Linked DNA regions of Mus musculus: region 1 is linked to region 2. Evidence: chromatin contacts called from ENCODE Hi-C or POLR2A ChIA-PET data. All regions are on one chromosome and are shown on one strand. Each heading gives the region's core, a stretch centred on a gene start or an enhancer-like site at or near the end of the contact. The rest is flanking DNA. Distances are from core to core; before and after follow the strand shown. Region 1 overlaps Hoxd3 (homeobox D3). Region 2 holds the start of Hoxd10 (homeobox D10).

Region 1 (5,911 bases), core at 837-3,336, 49 kb before region 2:
TTTAATTCTTGATCTCATCTTTTAGGCAAAGTTTCTTTCCAAAAAATCTCCCTGGCTCCCATCACCATGAGAGAACCTATCATGCAACTTCTGGCAAATCGAATTTAAATATAGGAACCAAAATAGTCCTGCATTCATTTCCCCCTGTATTTTCACCCAACCAAGTACAAAAACTCTCCAAATTAGCCTTTGTTTGGTAGTATTGTTCTCCATTTTGTTTTAGAATATAAGTAAATATGTCATTTATCTTGATGCGAGACAGGGTCCTTCTCAGTGGGTTACAGTAATATATAAATGTGTGCAGTTAAGATATCTACCTAACAAAGCTAGACTAATTCATTTGATTAGTTTTCAATACCAATCTCTGACTGCTAGAGTTACCAAACAGCAAATGGACAGTTAAATCCTCAGTCTGTGACTAATATTTATATGTTTGCCCCAGGCCAAAGAACCTGGTGTGCTGGCTTGCTAAATTCTAGGGCTTTTCAGGGATCCTGCTTACTTCTGGATGTCTAAATGGTCAGGCTTATGAGACCACCAGAATTCACTGCTGCTGCTTTGTCATTCCTTGACAACTGTGGAAGCAAAACATCCCCTCCTGCCTCCTTGTTGACCAAGTTTGTCTTTAATGGTGGACCAGTCTCATCAAAATAGATTCTTGAGGAGCTAAGCAAGCCCGTGGAACAGATGACATATTATTTTTGCTCTGTGGCATGTCCCTAGAAAACTCTCTATGTAAAAAAGACTCAGAGGTACAACTAGAGCGCACAACCAGAGTCATCTCCTGCCTGTTTGCACTGTTGTAAGGAATTTCCAGACCTGCTTCATGGCCTGGTGTCCATTTCTGTACAAGCAAGGGTAGTAACTGTGTTGTTCTCTTTGGGGGAAGAAAAATAAAAAGCCTTTGCAGCACCCACCAGACAGAACCCTAAAGAAGCCCCTCTTCCAAAGCATGGTGACCTGAGAATATTGTTATAAAACCTGGGGGGGGGGAACCCAGTTTATTTCTTTCCAGAAATCCCTACTCCTTGTGAACTCTGCTTGAACCTAAAAAGCAGGACTGGGTCATAAATCATTTGGACAATGGTCAACTGTTCAGTGGCTCATCTTTTCCATCACACCCCCCCCCTTTAAGGCTTTCTTTTCTCACCCTTTGGTACCTTTGCTCATTTGAGCACCAAGACCCAAATGCTGGTGGGGGGGGCAGTTGGGGGAGGGGCAGATGATCAGGATTTCTTGTTTTGGAGTAGTCCTCTGTTGCCCTCTCTCCTTCTGCTTAGTTCCTCCTCCTCCTCCTCCTCCTCCTCCTCCTCCTCCTCCTCCTCCTCCGGCCATCCACCCCCCCCCACCCAAACTCCAACCCGAGGAATGGGACTGTGCAGCCATTCAGTCTCCTGGAGCACCCCTAGACCTCTTAGAGAAGAGTCACCAAACAGACAGGCTAGTCATTTTCCAAAGTCCCCGGAAGTTACCCAACTCAATTTGGAGGCCTAAAGGCAGGCCCCAAGACAGGGCCAAATGGTTTCCAACCGGAAGGAAGACCAGGCACCCTCGCAGAGCTCCCACCACTCTCTCTCCAGCCATGCCGGCCCGCCCAGCTGGCCTAGCCTCAGAAGCACCGGAGTCCTGATACTTGCTCACTGCACTTAATTCTGCCCAGATCAATACCTAATATGATACCGAATAAATAAAAGGCGCTCACAGCGGCCAGGGGACAGGGTTATTAAGCAGCTGGAGCTCTCACGGTGCATATCAATGCACCTGTCATTGTGGTTTGTAACAAAATTTATGACTGTGACCACGGCAGCAGTAAACGCTTCAGTAAGGAATGAAAAGAAAAACATTTCCCAAGGCCCGGCACTTTTCAGAAGTGGAAAGCAGGCTCCGCGTAGGAGGCAGCACGGCAAAAGAATCCCCTACTCCGCACTTTTCCCGTTTACACACCCTGCGTGCGAGCTGCGGGGATTATATAAAGTGGCCGGCGCCAGCCTGGCCTAGTAGCAGCTGTGCTCGGCAGTCCAAGTTGGAAAGAGAGGATCGCAAGCCCGGCCGAGGACCACAGACCTGCTGCCCGCCTGGTCTCGGACTCTAGGAGGCTCGATGGATGCCAGGCGTTTGCTCGCTCGCTCGCTCGCCCGCCCGCGGCTGCCATGGGAAGGCCGCCGGAGAGGAAGGCTTGGGCTGGGAGGGAGGCCACAGTCTCTGGATGTGTCAAGCGCGGCTGTGGTAGTGAATAGCTTACTGCCACCGTCAGTCGGTGCCAGTCTTGGGTGGCAGAAGTGGGAGGTGATGGGACACTGGTTGTGTCAGTTTCTCTTAAAATTCTTGGAGGTTCAAGTTGGTCTAACCTCCACTCCCTATTTTGTCTAACCCGGGTCTTCCAATAACCCAGGGATCTTATCCTGGAGGCGGCGACTTTTACTGGGCATTCTTGTTAATTCAGTAGAACGGAGCGGTGACACTCTTTGCTCTGATGGCTTTGCTACTTCTGGAAAACCAGTCTTCAGCGGGTTTGCTGAGAAGAGAATTGACTGCCCACTTTCTCCCGACCCCTCTCAGCCTGAGCCTCTTCTGCCCTTTGGGAAGCCCAGGACGCCCATTCTAAATCACTCCTGTTTAGCCGGGATAACTCAGTACTGTAGCATACCCTGCATTTAAGACAGCGGACGCACTCTATTAAAGCGCCATAAATTTGAAGGCCGATGATCGGTTCTCATGTAACAGGCAGCAGTTCACACTGAGGTGATCCACTTCAAAGCCACCCTTTGTTTTATGTCTTGATGTATGAATCCTGGGATGGCTATCTTGAGTTAAGGGGGTGGGGGTGGGCATGGAAATGTAGAGCAAATTATTTATTTGTTTATTTAAATCACCCCCCACTCACCACAATATTGCATGTATATTGTCTTGAATTTTATCTCTAACACTTTTTGTAGGCTCTTCAGTTTTCTTTGGTGTTCTGCGGAAGCAGATCTGGAACAAAATGGAAAACTCAGTAGCAGCTGGTTCTGTCTTCCAAACATACCAGGAGAGCCTTTACCCTCTTTAAGGGTGTCATAATCAATGTGACCATTGTATGTGGTGCCTGCAGCTATTCCAGACGCTTTGGCCCCAGCAGAATGAAGACACAGTTGGATCCAGGGGAGCTTGAGGGCAAAAATCTTTGGCTGGATGGGGGAGGGGAGAGAGAACCTGGTCATGAGGAAAGGACCAGGGGGTGAGCCAAGTGGGTCAGCCCTCTCAGAGAAGCCCTAAAATAAGGTAGGAGGAAGCTTACAGGTTAGAGGGACAGGAAAGGAGGGTAGATGTGCAAGGGCACCTGGGTGGATGTTACTGGAGCTGCCTCCTCAGGGTCCGGGTAAACGGGGAGTTAGGTAAACTGGAAATTCGGCTCTAGCTATATCCTGATTTGCACATTATCTCTCTGGCTCAGCTAGCTTTCCTGGAAGTTGTTAGAGAATGCCCACACCAATCTGGGCCTGGGCTGCTTAGTTCTGGGTCCGGACTAGACTATAAATATCGTAAGAAGCCAACAACCTTCCCTATCTCCAACCCCAAACCAAGACCAAGCCAAACCGCTCACCACTGCGGCTGCTCAGCACGAGCCGGTCTCTGGTCAGGTGAAAGGAGGGAGAGGCAGTCTCTCTCTTGCATCTGCCCTGTGCAATTTGTCGACTCAGTAGTTTGCAAACACTAAACTGCACCCGGGAAAACCCCACACAAAGCGTCCAGGGAGCTTCTAAAGACGAGAGAGCGTAGCCATAAGCCTTTGAAGTGACCTTTGGCTCATGCTGCAATAAGTCACCTCTTAATGAACACCCAACGGAAGCGCCTCAGAGAGATGCCAGCCCGGTAGGACTCCTAACTTCGCGGCCCGACTTCAGCTTCCCAAGATGGCCTGTGTTGGGGAAGACTCCTCATTTGTCTGCTTTCTATGTTCCAACCCTCTTGGCTGCCCCCCCTCCCCGAGGGTGACACAGTGTAGGTGCACCCCCTCCCCGAGGGTGACACAGTGTAGGTGCAGGGGTTATCAGGATGCTCAAACCGGTGGCCTCAGTCCCCATACCGTTTTATATCATACAATAGCACGGGCAGACATCAACCTGCGCAGCTTGATCATTTTTACTTATTTTTTAGAAGGTTTCTTTAGAAATAGGATCACTCCCTGAGAAGAAGAGCCTCGCAGTCCCAAAATTTAGCATTTAGCTAAATTTTGCTTTCCAGGCGTTGAGGAACCTGGTAAGTTCGTGCCTGGGCTTTTTATAGTGAGGGGTGCTCTCTGAGCTCTGGGTACAGGGGTCTTGGGAAGTGGATAGGGGAAAGGACCTCAAGTCAGTTGGGTCACAAGCAAAACATCCTCCCTGCAACCCCCCAGAGCTCTCTTCTGCGTTTTCTGCCCTGCCCTGCTTCAAGCCACGCAGGACTGGCCTAATTTTGGATTTTGAGTGCCCCCCCCCCCTGTCGTGGTCTGAACCCGGCTGACTTCGTCCTGCCTGAGTTCCAACACACTTTTCGCAGCCAGAAACTTCAGAAGCAGAAGGGAATCTTGTCCGCTAGCTGTTGGGGAAGATCTGACTCCAGACATACCCCCACACCCCACCCACCAGCAGTACCCAGGGAAAACTCTTCAGGATAGGACCAGAGTAGAGCCTTGGTGGGGATTATTGAAAATTTCGGGGAAGTTATAAGTGAGTGCTCCATGGGGCCAAATGAAATGCTGCTTGCAGTAATTGGATTCAGCTGACTAAGCTGGCAGGCTTGCAGCTCCGAGGCAATGAGCAAAGAAAAATGTCCACCAACTTCAAATTCTGATGGAGCCCAGTGCAGCTGATTGACAAAACAACTTTTCCTGCTCCCTTTGATGGCTAAGACTTTGGACCTCAGTCCTCCTCCCACTGGGGACTGTCCCAACTTAAATTTAGACAGTGCTTCTCCTCCTCACTTGGGGTTCCGGTCTCTGGGGTAGTCTAGTAGATTCGGCCCACTTCTGCTCACAGGGTCACTCGCGCTTGCCTTGGTTGGGAAAAAGACCTGTGATATTTGTCTTCTACACTTCTAGCCTGGAGCCACGAGGAACAAGTCAACAAAGGATATGAGGAATGCAGGAACCAATATGATTTAGCTTTCACCACGTAGGGTTATTTGGAGAGAAGGACCCAGAAACACTAAATCTGTTCATCATTGTAACAGCCAAAGCCTATGCTGCTGATACACTGGGGAACCCTCTCAAACTCCTCAGGGTAGTTTTTTTTGGGGGGGGGGTGTCTTTAATTTCCGAGACGTTTTAACTCCTATGGGGGAACATAGGAAGCCAACAGCAAGAGGTAAAGGCTGAGTGTGCAGAGATGGTTCTCAGAACAATACAGGGAGCTGGCTGGCCACACGGTTTATTTTAAATATGGATAAATCAACCTCCTGCACCCAAGATACAGAATTAATATGATGTTCCATCTTACTTTGGCAGTGACAGTGTAAAAAAAAAAAGTCTCCTTTTATTCATTCTATTTTCAGTCCTTTCTCATAACTACACATTTACCCTCAAAATACTAACTCCTAGCCCCTAGTCCGCTTAACAAACCTAGTCCTCAAGCTGCTAAACACCCCCGCACCCCCCAGTGCTGCCGGCCACCCTCTAAGCCTGGTAAGGTAGTGTCCTCTTAACCTTTTGTAGGCGGGGAATGTCCCCATAAAAGCGCACCTCGTTACGATTAATCACCGTCCTCAATGTATATGTAGAAGTGTATGTAGGTCTGCGGGCTGCCTCACCAATTGGCAATAATCAAGATCACAGATTACACAAAATAAATCATATTTAGTATCCCGCTCAGGGCAGCAAGCAGCCCTGTGCCCAAAGATTTCCATTTTGTCATGCAATTGCTTACCTGGATCCCAATTTATCATAAACCTGGGT
Region 2 (5,548 bases), core at 609-3,108:
TACAGGATTCCTCCGTCCCCCCAAAAACATTCTAAGCCGTCAGGCCACCAGAAAGAACCATAGCTTGCTTCATCTACCAGTATCTCACTACTGCTCCAGGGCCCCAAGTCGGCCGCTTCTTACCCACCCCTCCTAGGCAGACAAGGAGATCCACAACCAGGTTTATAGGGATGCAGGCTGTTTCAAGAGATAATGAGGAAGCAGGGATCCCTTCTCCACCCTGACTGGGCATTGTTACAGTTCCCCCCTTCCCCCCAGAATTTCCTCAATTTTTCTTTGCTCTCACACAAAAGCCTTCCTCCAGAAATGTAACTCTGTGGCTCACCCGGTAGACAGTGAGGGACAGACTGCAGAAATGGGCGTGGGGGCTCAAGATTCCTTCTTAGAAACCCATATCCCTGGTTCTTTGCATTACCCCAGCCCTAGGTGGGCAATGCAGATCTGTTCTCCCCCTCCTCCGCCTTTGCCCCCTTTGTAGAAGATTGCAAAGCCTGCGGCACTTTCGCCAGACAAAGCCAAGGTTACCTCTGCTTCCCCACCCAAGCACCAACAGGCCAAACCATTTCCTTTCCCTCTTAGATCGCAGGATGCGGGGTGCAAACCCTTGAACACAAACACGGTGTCTTAGGCTACCTTAAAATGATCCCTGGGTTCAAGGCAAAAACTAGGGCTGCAAATCTGAGCCAAAGAAAAGCGGGCACTGGAGCCCTGTTTACAAACGGCTGGTCTCCTTTTAGCTCTTTTGTTGTATTTCGGATCTGGCTCAAGACTGATAAACCCGGCAAGCCTGTCCTCTGCCCAGGCGCCATCAGCTTGGGGCCAGGTCTGGCCGGAGCAGCGGGAGAGAAGCCCCGACCCTTTCAAGGCAGGGATATCCCTTCTAAAAGCCGGGTGGAGCAGCACCTGCGGAGTATGGGCTCTGGGCTCCGCTGCCCGGGCTCTGCTCTGGGCACCCGAGCGCTCCCTTTTCGAGGTTTTACCGGACTGCACGCCCCGCTGGGGTGGCAACTCTGTTCATACCGACCTTTGCTTTCCTTCTCCTGCACTTCGGGACTGGACACGGAAACCTCAGCCAGGCAGCTCCTGTCTTCTGGAAGGCCGCCTTTGGCCTCGGGGCTCTCCACTTGGGAGACTTTAGTGGGCTCCTGGCCGCTCGCGCTTTCGTTCATCTTCTTTTCCATCTGCAGCTGGGCAGCCGAGAGCTGCGGCTTGGCCGCGCCACGAGGGTTGAGCTGGAGCATGACAGTGGAGCTGCCTTCGGGGCTGTTATTGTACTCTTGGGTTTTCCCGGTGGCGTAGGTCTGACTCAGTCTAAAATATCCAGGGACAGGAACCTCGGGGTTCTCAACAGGACAAGACTCGGGGACCAGCCTCTGGTACGAAGGGACCTCGGCAGAAATGAGTTTGTTGCGCTTATCAGAATACATGCAGCAATTGGATTCTTCTTTAATGTTGGCGGTGAATGAGCAAGTGGGGACTTGCTGTGTAACAGGTTGCTCTATTCGACAAGATCTGTTCGGGTCTGTCCAACTGTCTACTTGAGGTATATAAGGATGTACATTCATACCCATATTTTGGTGGTTCACTTCTCTTTTGGCCAAAGACGGGAGCAGTCCACAGGTTTGCATTCCATAGGTCCCCATGTCTGCGCTAGGTGGTGGCATGTACATGCTGGCGCTGCTCGAATAAAAACTGTCACTCCTGCAGGCACTGATCAAGGAATCTACTAAAAAAGTATTAGCAGCAGGAGAGCTGTTGGGAAAGGACATTTTGGGGAGGAATTTGAAGAAGAGAGATTGTGTCCTTTGTAGGCTGACATCGCTAGGAAAACATTCCCGGTGTAATTGTGGATGCCTCTGCCGACCACATGACAACCAAGCCAATGAGATTTGAAAATGGCCTTGAGCCGCAGCCTCCTTGCAGGTCACGTGTTCCCCAGCCCGGCCGGCTGGCCGCGTAAGCACGGACAACAGCGACATCTACTAAGCGCCTGTGATAGTGCGCGTTGGAGACAACCGGCCCAGAGCTCTGCTGCCGGCCAGCCTGTCTCCCGGGGCTTGTTTGGCCGGCCGGCCTGCCCCACTCGAGTCCCCCACCCGGCCACCGGGCCCCGCCAGCGGAAGGAAAGGCTTGATTCGAGGGGCCTCCGGGAGGACACGCGTACTGAGGAAAGTCAGAGCGCTGTGGCGCCTGCTCACAGAAGCGCTCTCCCTGCACATACCCAGGCAGAACGCGCCCAAGAGGGCCGGTTCCCAGGAAGGGATAGGGGCGCGGGCTGGTTAATTTAGTACTGGGCAGCCAGGAAGGTGAGTCCGATTTCTCTAGTTCGGAAACATCCCTCCCTAGGGTTCCAAAGGGGGCTGTGTGAAAATCTTCAGTGCAAAGATTGGACCAAGGTGTCGGGGAAGCACTGGCGAATAGGGCCCCGAGGGTCGAGAGGCCACCACGCAGCTGGGCAAACCCGAAGCTCGGATGATGGTTCCAGCCCGTAGCTACCCCCTCCTTAGATCTTTCTGCTAGAACTAAGGGGGGGGGGGAATCGGCACCCACGAGCTCCTGGAGCCTTGACTCTGAGAGTAACCACACCCTGACCTTTGAGGACCGGCCGCTGGGAGCTTCCTAGCTTGGAGATAATCCTTCGCCAGCCGTTCCCTATTCGCGAAAGCGTCTCTCCGGCTCCCAGAAACAGCTAAAGCCAGATTTCCTTCCCCTGATAACACAGGGCAGAGAGAAAGGAAGGGAAAAAGAAATTTTTTTTCAAAAGAAAAGGGAAAACTCTGATCCCCGGACTCCACAAGTTTTAGAAAACCGGGCCAGAAGAAAAAATAAAAATAAAAAGAGGAGAGAGCAAAGCAAACTTGTCATTTAGATCTTCTGCAAAGAAAAATATGTTTTCCTTTTATGGATTTTGTAAAAGCATTGGTTTCTGACAAGTGCAAGGTACAAGGGGTTGTGGAATTTATTAATACATATTAAGAAGAATCAGGGCGATCAATAAAATTCTCATCTACATTCTTGGGCTACTTGGTAATTTTCTTGCTTCTGAAGGTTTTTAAAGAGTTATACCCGCTGTTGCCACAAACGGGAAGATATTTTATTAACAAATCAATCGAGACTTTGTAAAGGATAAGATTAATAGTTAAGATTTAGCATAATGGCGTTTGCTTTATGAATTATTGAAAATTATACTATTGATTTTTCCCCTCCGCTACTAACCAAGAAGGTCAATTTTTGTTTTAACACAAATCGTCAAATATTAAAAGCTATACTTTTGTCAGAAGTTAAATTTTATAGTTTTGGACGATCCCTAAAATTCTTTGACAAGGTTTTGTTTGGGCAAGAAGGGAATAAAGAGGGAGAGTCTAAGTCTTCCGTTTCCTCTGGTGAGGGAAAGTTTTATAAAGAGGATATGGTCTGGGGTTGTGGTCCAGCTCATTAAAGAACAACCACTGCCACAACCACCGTGGAAACTCAGAATTTTATGAGAAACTTGAACAACTTCCTCCCTTCTTCTTTGGTTGCAGGCGGCGAGCCGCCTTGCGGAAGCCCGGGGCCTTAGGACAGCAGCAGGGAGCTTTAACCTTGATTTCCAAAGACTTGCCCTGGACCAGAGGCCCTGCCTGTGTGTGGGAGCCGTCCTTCGGCCTTCCGGGTCCCGTTCCCGGCAATCAAGAAAGTAAAACGGACCCGGAAACTGTGACCGTGAACCAGCTCCCAGTCGGAAAAGACATCTGTGTTCCCTTCTCCCACATTCGCCCAGGAATGGGCTGGCCTTGGATTTCAGGCCCAGAGACTGAACTTGTGGATAAATCTGTTTTCCCCTCAACAGAACATTTCTGTGGGGTTCGATGCTCTTTAAGGAGCCCTCAGCGTTCTGGGGGACCTAGTTGCTCTTTTCAAAAAAAAAAAAAAATCACTCACACCCCAGCAAAGTCCTTTGTCCCCCTCCCTCCCCTAAAGGAATTTCTCCCGGCCTGATGAAAACAGGCTTGGAGGTTATTTTCGGCCTTGGGACCGATTGGCTAGTCTCCTCTCAGTGCCCTCGCCCAAACAATAACCCCTTTTAAAAAACTCCACGGTGGCAATGAGACAGACCTTTTAAACCTTTACGCAGCTGTTCAAATACAACATCATTGTCAGGTTAAAGCCTGGAGCCTCTCACTGCTCTGGCTGCTGCACCCCGGTGGTGGAGCCGGAGATTTAAACATTACCTTTCTACAGGGGTGGCTATTTTTAAGCTGGGGAGGGGATGAAGGGTGTTAAGTAAGGCATAGGGGGAAAAAGAACTTTTGTTCCTAAGTTGCTAAGATCTTGATCAAACCTAACAACCACTGATTAGCACCTCAAAATTTTCCTTTTTACATTGTGGCGATCAAATTCTGAGCTACAGCTAAATATGCCCAGAGCTGAACAATGTGCCCGCAGCACAGCTCTCGGCAGTCCCCCTGACGCCAGCTTGGCGCTTAGGCATTGTGTTGCTTTGCATCTCGGCCAGGAGAGCTAGCTGCCCAGGTTTCCACTGCCAAATTTTCCTAATCCCAAGCAATGCAGAGCTGTTCAATCTAATCAGGAATTTTATGCCCATCAAATGCCCTTTCATAATCTTTATTTATACACGAAGAAAACACCCAGTCTAAAAACAAGCAATTCCTTACAGAGCTGGTAAGTCTGCAGTGAAGTGGGAGAGGCAAGCTCTGCCTTTTCTCTGTGTGGGTCTTTCTGTTTCAGTGTTCCATGGCTTCAAGCTCAAAGTCACCTCGTATTAGATTGGAGTTTAAATAGACTTTCACTCAAAGGCAGAGGGGGGAAATGTGTATGCCAACTTAAAAATGGAATCTATTCTCTCAAAATTTTATTTTTTTCTCTTTCGAATTTTTGCTTCCAGACTGATTCCTCGGGGTCAAAACTGTCAATATGTTAGATTTCTAGAATTTAAAACATGAGCAAAATGAAAATACTGTAAGAAGGGAGGACAGAAAATGTGCCTTAAGATCTTAGAGCTGACACAAAGCAAATGGAAGGGAAAGGCAGTAGCTTTAAAGGCCAACTTTTATTTTGCTTCGAGTGTTTAATGTAGTGGTTGGTGGTTTTTTAAAAGTCATCTTTAGATCTTTTAGGGCAGTTAATATTAATAATAAGTCAACATTGCATCGTAAAAAAGATGGATACCCATATTTGTACCAAGACGCCTGTCTCCCTGGCAGTTTTTTTTTCCACAGAAAAAAACCTAAAAGGTCGCCTTAGCAAGAAATTACCATTTGTAATAATAATAATAATAATAATAATAAAGTGGCTTGTATCTTCACTCTCTTGTCTTCTTCAGAAGGGTAAGGTGGAGGCTCTGGGCCTAAGAGGACCTATGGGTTCCTATGGTCTCCCTGAATTAGAGCCGTGAGCTGCCTCTGGATTCTGTCACTTTTTGGACAGAGAGTGGACAGGGACAAATTAAAAGCTGCCTCCCCAGGGCGCCCATCTGGGTTGCACTGAGCACTGTGGCAGCAATTGGAAAAGACTTTTGAAAAGCAAATTGGGAGACTACTACGGAAGG

What was found. Hi-C counts contacts between places; a loop is a spot of excess contacts on that map. ChIA-PET counts read pairs that join two places held with the same protein, here RNA polymerase II (POLR2A).
Region 1: a loop to region 2 is called in a map of ES-E14, with 3 times the contacts of the local background. The contact joins the enhancer-like site here to the promoter of Hoxd10 in region 2. A Hi-C loop is called at or near these places in 7 of 37 maps with a recorded cell type or tissue (ES-E14, T-helper 1 cell, T-helper 2 cell and 2 more). POLR2A ChIA-PET finds 5 or more read pairs at or near these places in 1 of 5 experiments (embryonic stem cell).

The regions. Positions count from the first base shown.
Region 1 is chr2:74,736,677-74,742,587 of GRCm38, reverse strand. All of the region lies in intron 1 of Hoxd3 (homeobox D3), which reads right to left. Among named protein-coding and RNA genes, the nearest start is that of Gm14424, 13 kb to the left of the region's middle. Within about 2 kb of position 2,086, at least 1 of the 3 ENCODE cell types and tissues checked has a DNase peak (open chromatin) inside an H3K27ac peak, as active enhancers do.
Region 2 is chr2:74,688,201-74,693,748 of GRCm38, reverse strand. Hoxd10 (homeobox D10) reads right to left here and starts at 1,858. Exons shown (of 2, transcript NM_013554.5): 1 at 1,025-1,858. The coding sequence starts at 1,769.